3 separate regions of the Homo sapiens genome follow, and regions 1 and 2 are each linked to region 3. Evidence: chromatin contacts called from ENCODE Hi-C or POLR2A ChIA-PET data. All regions are on one chromosome and are shown on one strand. The core of a region is the stretch at or near the end of the contact, and the rest is flanking DNA. Distances in the headings are between cores, read along the strand shown. Region 1 holds the start of NTSR1-AS1 (NTSR1 antisense RNA 1). Region 2 holds the start of LINC00659 (long intergenic non-protein coding RNA 659). Region 3 holds the start of TCFL5 (transcription factor like 5).

The links. A loop is a pair of places that touch in the nucleus more often than their neighbours do. ChIA-PET counts read pairs that join two places held with the same protein, here RNA polymerase II (POLR2A). Pooled maps may share reads with other maps.
Region 1: a map with no recorded cell type shows a loop between it and region 3 (3-fold over the local background). The contact joins the promoter of NTSR1-AS1 here to the promoter of TCFL5 in region 3. A Hi-C loop is called at or near these places in 2 of 37 single-sample maps with no recorded cell type and 9 of 50 pooled maps. POLR2A ChIA-PET finds 5 or more read pairs at or near these places in 2 of 52 experiments (CD4-positive, alpha-beta T cell and activated CD8-positive, alpha-beta memory T cell).
Region 2: a pooled map shows a loop between it and region 3 (7-fold over the local background). The contact joins the promoter of LINC00659 here to the promoter of TCFL5 in region 3. A Hi-C loop is called at or near these places in 5 of 50 pooled maps. POLR2A ChIA-PET finds 5 or more read pairs at or near these places in 2 of 52 experiments (Caco-2 and Panc1).

The regions. Positions count from the first base shown.
Region 1 is chr20:62,732,896-62,736,850 of GRCh38, reverse strand. It overlaps NTSR1-AS1 (NTSR1 antisense RNA 1), which reads left to right and starts at 1,492. Exons shown (of 2, transcript NR_199009.1): 1 at 1,492-1,625; 2 at 3,669-3,955. All of the region lies in intron 1 of NTSR1 (neurotensin receptor 1), which reads right to left. RefSeq lists an enhancer at 1,223-2,068.
Region 2 is chr20:62,775,330-62,779,298 of GRCh38, reverse strand. It overlaps LINC00659 (long intergenic non-protein coding RNA 659), which reads left to right and starts at 2,443. Exons shown (of 3, transcript NR_046225.1): 1 at 2,443-2,493; 2 at 3,913-3,969. RefSeq lists a silencer at 2,975-3,136.
Region 3 is chr20:62,859,850-62,863,535 of GRCh38, reverse strand. TCFL5 (transcription factor like 5) reads left to right here and starts at 1,714. Exons shown (of 6, transcript NM_006602.4): 1 at 1,714-2,512; 2 at 3,228-3,411. The coding sequence starts at 1,866. It overlaps LOC105372717 (a long non-coding RNA gene), which reads right to left and starts at 2,101. Exons shown (of 4, transcript XR_936989.4): 1 at 1,995-2,101. RefSeq lists silencers at 1,306-1,405, 1,456-1,645, 2,146-2,295 and an enhancer at 1,267-1,921.

The DNA of each region.
Region 1 (3,955 bases), core at 243-2,742, 130 kb after region 3:
GTCACCTCCCCCTGGTCCTGCCCTTGACACGGGGCATTATGGGGATTACAATTCCCATGAGATTTTGGGTGGGGACACAGCCAAACACATCACGAAGTAACTCCTACGCCAGGTGTGTGCATGTGGCCTGGGCCCTGGTCACAGATGGAAAATGAAGCAGTAAAACAGAGGAGGGTCTCAGCTTGCGGGTCCTATGCTGAGGGTCCAGGTTGTTCCCTGGGAGCCACAGGCCAGGGCCTCGGAGTCCTCGGAGTCCTCGCTGGGAAAGGGGCTCTGCTGGAGGTTTGGGCCCGCCCTGCATAGCTGGGAGCCCTCTCTTTGCCCCACCCACAGGTGGAAGCCACTTCCCTCCTCTCCCAAACCCCCTCTCCTGGTTCCCCAGTTGGAGTGATCCACAGAGGAGATTCTGCGTCTAAACTGGGACTCAGGGAAGCTTCTGGAACTGTGAGAGGGGTTTGGTTCCTGCCTTTCTGAAGACAAAGTGGCGCCTGTCTTTCAGGGCATTGCGCCTGAGGGTACAGAGAGTGGGGCTCTGCCTCTGGGGTCCCAGGGTCTCCCCAGCTGCCAAGGGCAGCAGCCCCAGACCCAGACAGGGAAAGGAGCCTGGCTTCCCTTCCCGCCCTGCTCCATGGGGCAAGTGCAGAGAATCCCCAGCCACGATGCCCCTGCCCGAGGCACCCCAGGCTCCAGGCAGATCTCAGGCCTCCTAACCCAGGCCCTGCCCCGAAGGGACAAGTTTCAGAACAAACTGTCCACTGGGCTAATACCCCGGCTTTTGTGATCACCACATACTGATTTCTATCGAGGGATGAAAATTGACAAATTTAAACGGGAATTACTGGGCTCGGAAATTTGTTCTTTGTAATGAAGGGAACAGTTGAATACAGAATCTGAATTTGGGATTCAGACCAGACCCCCTCAGAGAAAGTGCTGAACCCGTGAGGAATTGGAGGGTAAGGGGAACTGTTCTTGGCAACTCCTGTCCCATTTCCTTTTGGGATGGGGGCTGCTCCCGCCCCCTGCACAGCCCCACAGGTCACAGCGGGGAAGACCCTGTCCCTGGTCCCCGGTCGCAGTGTGTGCCCTTTCCTACTTCCCTGCACGCCAGCCTCAGGAGGTGAGCTCACCTCGCCGTGTCGGGGGGACTCCCGTGTTACCCACCCCCCAAGCCAGGGAGCGGCCTCCAGGGGAGCATGGGGGAGGCTGAGGCCACCTTGCGGGGAGGCTGTTCCTGGGGCTGGGACGCCTCTCTCTGAATCATCCCCGCCCACAGAAGGAATTCATCTCACTCCTAATAATGTGTTTGTCACAAAGACATAATCGGCTCATCTGTGAGACTCCAGCGTGCACAGCGGTGCTGGCTCTTTGTTGTATAGTGGCAGTCTCACTGCAAGGCCGTTGGGCTTTGAGGAAAGGGAAGGAGGCACCCACTCTCTCCCCGGGGGGCCCCTGCCTTCCCTCGCAGTCCCACCTCTTCCGCCTGCCTCCATCACAGCAATTCAAATAACTATGAATGGGGCTACCTGGGAGCCCCACATCCCTGGCTGTGGGAACAGGCTGACCTTCCAGCACAGTGTCCTCCTGGTGCCAGGCACTGCCCCTCTGCCAAGGACCCTGCAGGCCTGGTAGGTCCCCAAGGGCACCCGTGGCCTCCCACCCCCTAACCATGGTTTTGGCACTGAGCTGGCGGCCAGGCGGGGCAGAGGAGGGAGCTGAGCGTCTTTCTTTAGTGTGCACGTCACCGCACACGATGGCACCCCACTGGTTGCTGCCCATCATGCAGGGCTGCCTCCACATGGGGCCTCAGCACCGGCTGGTGCCTGGCACCCCGCACGCGGCACCCCACCCCAAGGGGAGGCTGTACAGGCTCTGGACACACCCCAAAGCCACCCGAGGGCTGCTTCTCATCAGCAGGGAGGGGCTCGGGCAGCACAGTCCCGTGGAAATAGGATGCAGGCCACGTGAGGCTTAAATGTACCAGTAGCTATGTTACAAAAGTGGAAGGAAACAGCTATGATAATTTTAATACGATATCTTATTTAACTTAATGTATTCAAAATATCATATCAACTTGCAACGGTATTAGTGAGCTATTGTATACCGCCTTTCCGCATTAACTCTAAAACCCGGTGCGGATTTCAGGCTGAAGCTCATCTTCACTCAGACCAGCCATGTCTCAATGCCCAGTGGCCACGTGTGGCCCAGGGCTGCCACATTAGACAGGGCTGCCTGCAGCTTTTATGGGAAGCCACCTGGGCCAGGCACACCAGCGCCTGCTCCTCGCTCCCCAGGGGTGGTCTTGGCCCCAGCTCTGCTCAGCAGAGAACCCAGAGCCTCCAGGTCAGCCCCGGACACAGGGCGTGGGCATTGCACAAGGTCAAGAATGAGTTACTCATTTTCAACCACCTAAAAAGATGGCCCCAAAATGAAGCCTGGGTAAGACAAGGGGCCACGTCCTTCCAGGAGCAGAGCTCGGCTTCCTCTGCATCGGCCACAAAGCCCCTACTGCACCGAAGCCCAAGAGCTGAGCCAAGATTTTTTTTTTTTTTTGCGGGGAAGGGGGTCACACTCCAGAGAAGGCTCCAGAAAAGCTCTCATCCCAGACCTCGCTGCCTCCGCCCGCCCCTCACGCCCCATCTCTTGCCCGTCCCCCACCAGGGCTGAAGAGTGAACTCAGTAGTAACCCACGTGGCTGAGCCAGAGAAGGAGGCTGCGCAGGGGACAAGGCGGTCGCTTCCAGGATGAGAAGCGCAGACTCGAGGTCGGGCAAACCTGCCGCCGGCCCCAGCCGTGTGCATCTGAGCAAGTGGCTTCCCCCAGCCTCAGGCTCCTCATCTGTGAAACGAAACCCCCTCCAAGCTGGGCTGGCTCAGCACCCAAAACCATCATTTAAAATGCGACCCTGCCTGGGGGCTGTTCGAATCCTCTATTGAGATAAAGTAGCAATCATACATTCATCAGTCACTACTCCCTGCTGGAGGCCTCTTCCCCAGCACAGAGCCTTCCCTCTCTCAGCTGAGACCCCAGGCAAGGGTAGGGAGAAGAGGGTGCTGTCTCCCTCCCCCTCCTCCCCTCTCTCTCCTCTGTTCCTCCCTTTCTCTCTGTGTCTCTCTCTCCTTCTCTCCCTCTCTTTGTGTTTCTCCCTCTGTTTCTCTCTCTGCCTTTCCCTCTCTCCTCTCTTTCCTTTTCTCTCTCCCTCTCTCTTCTCTATCTCCCTCTTTTTCTCCATGTGTGTATCTCTCCTCCCCATCCCCAGAAGCCAGCCCACATGGCTCACCCTGCATTGCTAGGTGAGACAGGCCTGAGCCCTAAGCCAGGAGTCAGCCACAGCCGAGCTTTCCAGAACTTTCTAGAACCTTCCCTTTCCAAAGTGGAAATCTGGACTAGAAGGCACGATTCCCACTGGGGAGCTGCCAGTGGCTCCCTGCCCAAGGGAAACACAACTGTCCCGAGAGATGCTCATTTGCTCCCGGAAAGGAGCGCAGCAAGCTTCAACCAAGTGCTTCAGGAGGGAACCAAGAGCTTCATTCTTCCCTAATTGGTGCTAATTTTCAGCCTTCCCAGAGCTGTGCCTGGGAGGTGCAGAGGTGCCTCCAGGGTGGCCCTGCGGGGACCGGGATGCACATTTCTCTGTTAGGCTGGTAATCAGCTTGCATTTTCTCTGACAGATCTTCTTCCGAAAGAACGTCTACACACTGCCGATGACATTTACTTCACTCAGAATTTGCAAGTCCAATGCCGACATGAATATGCACGGCACTGCTGCTTGGATACGTGGCCTCAGGGCCACGCCTGCGGGTGATGTGACAAGTCCACAGACTCCCGTGGCGGCTTCTCACCGAGAAACATTCCAGCACCTGGAGGCTGCCAGCTGGGAACCCCCTTTAGGCGACGTCAGCGCCGTTGGTTCTCAGCCTGAGCCGCCCCCTGTGCCCGCTGTGGTCCTCCAGGCCCA
Region 2 (3,969 bases), core at 1,194-3,693, 85 kb after region 3:
GTGTCACTCAGAGGGCAGCATGGCAGGGAGGGGACCTGTGGCAAGTTTTTGGATCAGAGGGGCAGCGACACAGGGCTAGAACCCTGAGGGTGAGCTGGGAATGGGCAGAGGAGGGCTCAGGGCCTCAGCTCTGCCTCCTGTCGCAGCTGCCCTGGCCAGGTGGCCCGGTGGGACGAGGCCTCCTGGTGGCAGACGCTGCCTCTCATGACTCTTGATGTGCCGAGAAGGTGTGGCCAGGGGCTGTCCTGGCTGGGGCTGGGATGCGGGACGGGGGCCAGGATCCCAGGGTGGAAAAGGGTGGATCTTAAAGTTCATGCCACATCCCCCAACCCAAGGCGGATTCTCTTTCTTGCTGCACCAGTCAGGGCCTGGGGAATGAACTGGCCACTCAGGGTCACGGGCCCACCATCCTCAGCTCCTCTCCCCATCTGTAAATGGAGACAGGGAGGAGTCATTGCCTGGGGCCACCGGAAGCCAGCAAGGCCGGGCCCCAGAGCCACTGCCCAAATGCAGGCTTCCAGGCCTTCTCCCAGACACTGCGGTGTGGGCGTCCGAGACCCAGAGAGGCAGCCTCATGCGCTGGGGCGGGGAGCCAGACGGAGGGTACCCAAGGCCTCCCGCACCAGCCTCATTGATGTGCTGTTCCCCACTGGGCTTGGTACACACAGTAGGTGCTCATTAAATGTGTGTTGAGTGAAACAGACAAATGCAAAGTGGCAGAGTGGGGGCTGCGAGGACAGGTACAGGAGCCCAGGGGCTGTAATCAGGGCCAGGCTGTGTGGTGCAAGGGCCCCGGAGAAGGAGTCATCAGCCTTGGGTCACCTCCTGCAGGCCAGGGTTCACGATGTGAGACAAGAGGCAGGATCACACCAGCCAACAGAGGACCACCCCATCAGACAGGCTGGGGACCACACCATCGAATAGGCCAGGGAACCACACCATCAGATAGATAGGCTGGGGACCACACCAACCACACCATCAGATAGGCTGAGGACCATGCCATCAGACAGGCTGGGGACCATGCCATCAGACAAGCCGGGGACCATGCCATCAGACAAGCCGGGGACGACGCCATCAGACAGGCTGGGGACCAAACCATCAGATAGATAGGTCGGGGACCACACCTTCAGATAGGCTGGGGACCACACCATCAAATAGACCAGGGACCAAGCCATCAGACAGGCCGGGGACCACGCCATCAGACAGGCTGGGGACCACACCTTCAGACAGGCTGGGGACCACACCATCAAATAGACCAGGGACCAAGCCATCAGACAGGCCGGGGACCACACCATCAGACAGGCTGGGGACCACACCATCAGACAGACCGGGGACCATGCCATCAGACAGGCCGGGGACCACGCCATCAGACAGGCCGGGGACCACGCCATCAGACAGACTGGGGACCACGCCATCAGACAGGCCGGGGACCATGCCATCAGACAGGCTGGGGACCACGCCATCAGGCAGGCTGGGGACCACGCCATCAGACATGCTGGGGACCACGCCATTAGATAGACTGGCCAGGGACCATGCCATCAGATAGGCTGGGGCAAAGCCATCAGACAGGTGGAGGTCCATGCCATGGGGCATGAGGTGGTGTCTGTCACCTGGTCCGGGAGCACAGTGTTGCCCATCCGTGCCACCTCCCTGAGGCCCTGGCAAGCATCATTCTCTAATGCAGACAGATGGCTGGGGCGCCAGCAGGAGCCAGACTGCCGCGGAGCAGGAACTGGGCAACTAAGGGTGATTTGGGCCGTAGAGAAGTGATTGATGTGGACAAATGGAGTCTGCAATGCAGGCCCCACGCCACCCTGGCTCCCTGTGCGAACCCAGGGCTCTGCTGCCCTGGCGGGGCTGACTCCATGGACGAGGTGGCTCATGTAGGGCTGGCTGGAAGTAATCATGTCACCCCCTGCAATCATGCCCCCAGGAGATTAGAATAGGACCCTGATCCCTCGTTTCTGTCCTATCCCCTCCTTTCCGTCCCATCTCCTCCTTTCTGCCTCATCTCCTCCTTCCTGCCTCATCTCCTCCTTCCTGCCTCATCTCCTTCCTGCCTCATCTCCTCCTTCCTGCCTCATCTCCTCCTTCCTGTCCCATTTCCTCCTTCCAGTCCCATCTCCTCCTTCCAGTCCTATCTCCTTCCTGCTCCCATCTCTTCCTTCCTGTCCCATTTCCTCCTTCCCGTTCCACCTCCCTGTTCCCATCTCCTCCTCCTGTCCCGCCCCCTCCTTCCTGTCCCGCCCCTCCTTCCTGTCCCACCCTCTCCTTCCTGTCCTGCCCCTCCTTCCTGTCCCGCCCCCTCCTTCCTGTCCCGCCCCTCCTTCCTGTCCCACCCCCTCCTTTCTGTACCTGTTGACCTCATCTGGGCTGCAGTTGGTGACTGCTCGAAGGGGTGGGAGGAACAGTATAAAGTCCTGTCCCCTTCCTGCCTTCAAGGGCACCCCTGAAGGACCATATCCACTGTGGACCCCCTTGGGATCAGCCGAGGTCTGTAGAGGTGACATTGCAGCCCAGCACCTCCCTCCTCCGCCCTGCCCTCCTCTGTCCTCCTTCCACAGGTGTGGCCAAGGGCACTGCCCAGTTGGCCTGTGACCCCCAGCTGAGGCTGCTTCCTGGGCAGCTGACTTCAAGTTTGTGACCTGAGCTCTCCAGGCCCCCGAGCGGCTGGTGCCTTGGCCCTGCAGTTCTGCGGCCAAGACTCCTCCTCTGGGATCTCGTCTTACCCTGCTGCGGGTGCCAGGGCTGCATGAAGCAAGGGCGAAAGTCCCCTTCGCCCGGGCGCTGCCCTCTGCCTGCTGTCCCCTGTGCTCCTGTTCCCCGTGGCTGCCCAGGGACAGGTGTGTGGGATGGAGGACGCGGGAGAGGCTGAGTCCTCCCCAGTGGACCCCCAGATGCAGACCCTGAGGCAAGGGAGAGTGAGAAAGTGAAGGAAAGAACACAGCTGGAAATGCAACCAAGAAGGAACCCCAGCCCGGACCACTGTGAGCAAGGAGAGCCGAGCCCCGGGGAGCCCTGAGACAGTGTGGGAGTGGAGGCCTGGGGCGCCTCCAGGCAAGGCAGCGGGATGTCTATGCCCCAAGCCCTGCCAGTCGTGGATGGAGACGCACACTTTAGTGCGGGCTCCAGAGACAGAGGGAGCCCCAGGCCGAGAGCTGTGGGTGCTGGGCAGGTGGGCATTGGCCAGCATTGCCCCCACTCATGGCGGGTCCACCTTAATTCGACGGGTGTGACACTCTCCTCACACATGTGCACATTCAAGAGGCAACTGTCTGTTTCTATAACTGGGTGCATTTCGGTCTGGAGCCGTCGAGCCGGGTGGTGGCCATGAATCCCAGGCAACTTGGGGGGCCCAATCCAGGGTTGCCTTTTGGGGGCCTTGGGGCGGCTAGTGCAGTTCCACATGCTGTTAAGGACCTTGAGATGGGAGATTATTCTGGATGGTCAGGGTGGGCACAGTTTAATCACAGCCCCTCTAAGAGGGACTGGGAGGGTCAGGGTCAGAGGAGGAGAGGGGACGACGGAAGGGAGAGAGAGGCTGGGAGATGCCGTGCAGCCAAGGAGGGCAGGAACCTCTAGAAACCACAAAAGGCGAGGACACAATCTCTCCCCTGAGGCAGAGACCCAGGGCTGCCCCGCACAGTCGCGCAGATCGTGTACTGCCCTGCTCCTGGGGCTCATTCACACAGGTTGCCATGGCTGTGGGGTCCCTGGGGCTGGGCTATCTGCCAACCTGGGGGACGCTGCACCCTGTTTTCTGTCCTGTCTACTCCAGCTTTTCACACTCTCTGTTGCCCTTGTCCTTGGGCATCTCAGTGACTCGAAGGAATTGGGTCTTGAGACACAGCCGAGCCTGTGAGCGCTGACCTGTGTAAAGAAGACACCAGAATGAGATGTCTCCACACACAGAGAGCTGCAGCCGATGCCGGCCGGTGACTTGGGACTTGGATGCTTAACAGGAGGCTC
Region 3 (3,686 bases), core at 465-2,964:
CGTCTTGCTCTGTCTCCCAGGCTGGAGTGCAGTGGTGCAATCTCTACTCACTGAAACCTCCACCTCCCGGGTTCCAGCGATTCTTCTGCCTCAGCTTCCTGAGTAGCTGGGATTACAGGCACATGCCACCACACCTGGCTAATTTTTTATATTTTTAGTAGACACGAGATTTCATCATGTTGGCCAAGCTGATCTCGAACTCCTGACCTCAAGGGATCTGCCCGCCTCGGCCTCCCAAAGTGCTGGGATTACAGGCGTGAGCCACCTCACCTGGCAATCATTACTTCTTAAAATGTCTTTCTCCCCATCCTTCCACCCCCAGGGGACTTCAAATCACACTGCTTGAAGCGGCCCCACAGCTCACTGATGCTCTGCTCACTCTCTTAGCCTTCCCTCTCTGTTTTACGTTAGACGACTTCTGTTGCCATGTCCTTGAGAGTTTTAAGTCCTTGCTTTCCTCCTTGGTAGTGTTTTCTGAAACCTGATGTTTTGCCCAAAACTGATATATTATTTTCATGTATACATGTGTGAGTTTAGATTTGCATGGCTGAGCTTTCATAGCCCATCGTTGAATCATTGTAATATATTGGTCTGTGTCTAAACTGTGATGAAATGAGCGAAAGATTCAGACCCGGCTTAGAAGACGATGTGCAAGTCACAGGCCTTTAAGTGTCCTAATGCCTAGACAGAGAACAGACAACCACTGAGTGAGATGGGAATGTGGGTGAGAGGTTAAGTACAGGAATTATTTCAAGATTGCAAAAATAAGTCTCTTAAAGACCACATATTGCATAGTTCCCTTAACAGGGAAGGCCCAGCCTAGGCAAACTCCTGGACACAGAAGATTAGTGGCTGCAGGCGGGGGAGGGGCAGTGTGCTGACTGCTACAGGAGACCGGTGGTGAATGCAGCGGTGGAGGCGGGCCCAGCGCTGGGAATGTACCACCACCGTCGCGCTGTGCATTTTTTTTTTTTTTTTGAGATGAAGTCTGGCTCTGTTGCCCAGGCTGGAGTGCAGTGGCAAGATCTCGACTCACTGCAACCTCCGCCTCCCGGGTTCAAGCGATTCTCCTGCCTCAGCCTCCCGAGTAGCTGGGATTACAGGCACGCACTACCACGTCCAGCTAATTTTTGTATTTTTAGTAGAGACGGGGTTTCACCATGTTGGCCAGGCTGGTCTCGATCTCCTGACCTCCTGATCCACCTGCCTCGGCCTCCCAAAGTACTGGGATTACAGGCATGAGCCACAGAACCCGGCCATGCGCTGCGCATTTTACGCGGATGAAGCGGATGGCCTGGGCACTGTGGACTGTGGGTCCAGGGAGCTGTTTTGACAACGTCTTCATTCCTGCCGCTGTAATGGGGCGCACGTGCACGCACGGACGTGGCTTCTCCCCAGGGTGTCACCGCGTAGGTATCACGCTGATTCCAGCGCAGCCGCCCTCGCCGGGCCTCAGCGGGGAGTGGCCGGGCAGCAGGGGCGTGGCTGGGAACCGGGCGTGGCCTGAGCTGGGGGCGTGGCCTAGCTGTGGGGGCGTGGCTGGGCCGTGGGGGCGGGCCCTCCGCGCAAGCATCCGCCGACGTGGGGCGGGGCCGGGCGTGCGGGCGGTTGGGCGGGGGCGGGGCCGGCGGCGGCGGGTAACGGAGGGGGCGGGGCTGGCGCAGGGGTGGGGTTGCCGTTGCGGGGCGGGGCGGCGCAGGCGCTGTGCGCGGCACTCAGCGGTTTTCCCTCCCCCAACGGCGCGCCGGCTGTGGCCGGCGCAGAGTAGTGCTCGGGCCGGGGGTCGCCTCCCGCCTCCCGCCTCCCGCCTCCCGCCGCCCGCCGCCCGCGTCGCCCTCGCCGCCGTTGGGCCGCGCCGCGCCGCCATGTCGGGCCCCGGACCGCGGGAGCCGCCGCCGGAGGCAGGCGCGGCAGGCGGCGAGGCGGCCGTCGAGGGCGCGGGCGGCGGGGACGCGGCGCTGGGCGAGCCGGGGCTGAGCTTCACGACCACCGACCTGAGCCTGGTGGAGATGACGGAGGTGGAGTACACGCAGCTGCAGCACATCCTCTGCTCGCACATGGAGGCGGCGGCTGACGGCGAGCTCGAGACGCGCCTCAACTCGGCGCTGCTGGCGGCGGCGGGCCCGGGCGCAGGCGCGGGCGGCTTCGCGGCGGGCGGTCAGGGGGGCGCGGCGCCCGTGTACCCCGTGCTGTGCCCGTCCGCGCTGGCGGCCGACGCGCCCTGCCTGGGCCACATCGACTTCCAGGAGCTGCGCATGATGCTGCTAAGCGAGGCGGGCGCGGCGGAGAAGACGTCGGGCGGCGGGGACGGAGCGAGGGCCCGGGCCGACGGCGCCGCCAAGGAGGGCGCGGGCGCGGCTGCGGCTGCGGCTGGACCCGACGGCGCGCCCGAGGCCCGGGCCAAGCCGGCCGTGCGCGTCCGCCTGGAGGACCGCTTCAACAGCATCCCCGCCGAGCCGCCGCCCGCGCCGCGCGGCCCCGAGCCCCCCGAGCCGGGCGGGGCGCTCAACAAGTGCGTGCCCGGCGGCCGGGGGCTGGCGGGGCCCGGGTGGAGGCCGAGGCCGGGGCCGGGGCCGGGGCGGAGGCAAAGGGGGCCCTCGCTGTGCACGCCCCCAGCCTGCCCTCCCGGCGGCACAGGGCGCGGACCTCACCGGGTCTGGGGCCGCCCCGAAAGGCTGTGTGCGCTGTGCGGGCCCCGGGGAGCAGGTACTTCCAGAAACTAAACACCCCCTCCCTCAGTGGCCCCGCCTGGAGTGGGGCCGAGCGCGCAGAATTCCTGGGAACCATGTGCTCCGGGTGGCACTCTTGGATGTCAGGGAAGCCTAGGAAGGCCCGACGGGGGTTTGCAGGCTTTGAGCTCTAAAATGAGGCTCCAGCCTGCAGCCGCCCCCTTGGCGACCCTCAGGGATGGCTGTGGAAGGGGCTGCGTCCGCAGTTTTCTGCTCATCCCAGCCTGTAGTTGCCCATCGTGGTCACACTGGAGGATGGCAAAAGTGAGATTGGTGTCAGGATGTGATGAGAGCAGGGAGGTGGCGCAGTTTTGCTTTTCCTCCATAGGAAGAGGAGGACTTCCACAGCAGCGATAGTTGCTAATTGTTGTGTAGAGATTTCCAGGATGAGAGTTGGGTTGCTGTCTGGAAAAACTAGCCAGAGCCATGGGAGTGGGATGGTGGATGCTTGTCTGCCACGTATTGCTGACACTTCTGGGCTTTCTTTTGTCTTGGCAGTTTGGTAACTCTCATTCGACATCCATCTGAACTAATGAATGTTCCTCTTCAGCAACAAAACAAATGTACAGCATTAGTGAAAAATAAAACTGCGGCTACAACTACTGCTTTGCAATTTACATACCCACTGTTTACTACAAATGCTTGCTCTACTAGTGGAAATTCTAATCTTTCACAGACACAGGTAGGGAACATGATTTGTGAAGCTTTGCTCTTTTGTATTAAATGGGTAAATTTTAACTTATTTTGGTTAGGTCCCAAGTACTTTTTTTTCCCTTCAGTGAGCTTAATAACCTTTTAAGCCGGGCGCCAAGGCCGACACCTGTAATCCCAGCACTTTGGGAGGCCGAGGTGGGTGGGTCATTTGAGTTCAGGAGTTCAAGACTAGCCTGGCCAACATGGTGAAACCCCGTACGAAAATTAACCAGGTGGTAGTGGCGGACACCTGTAATCCCAGCT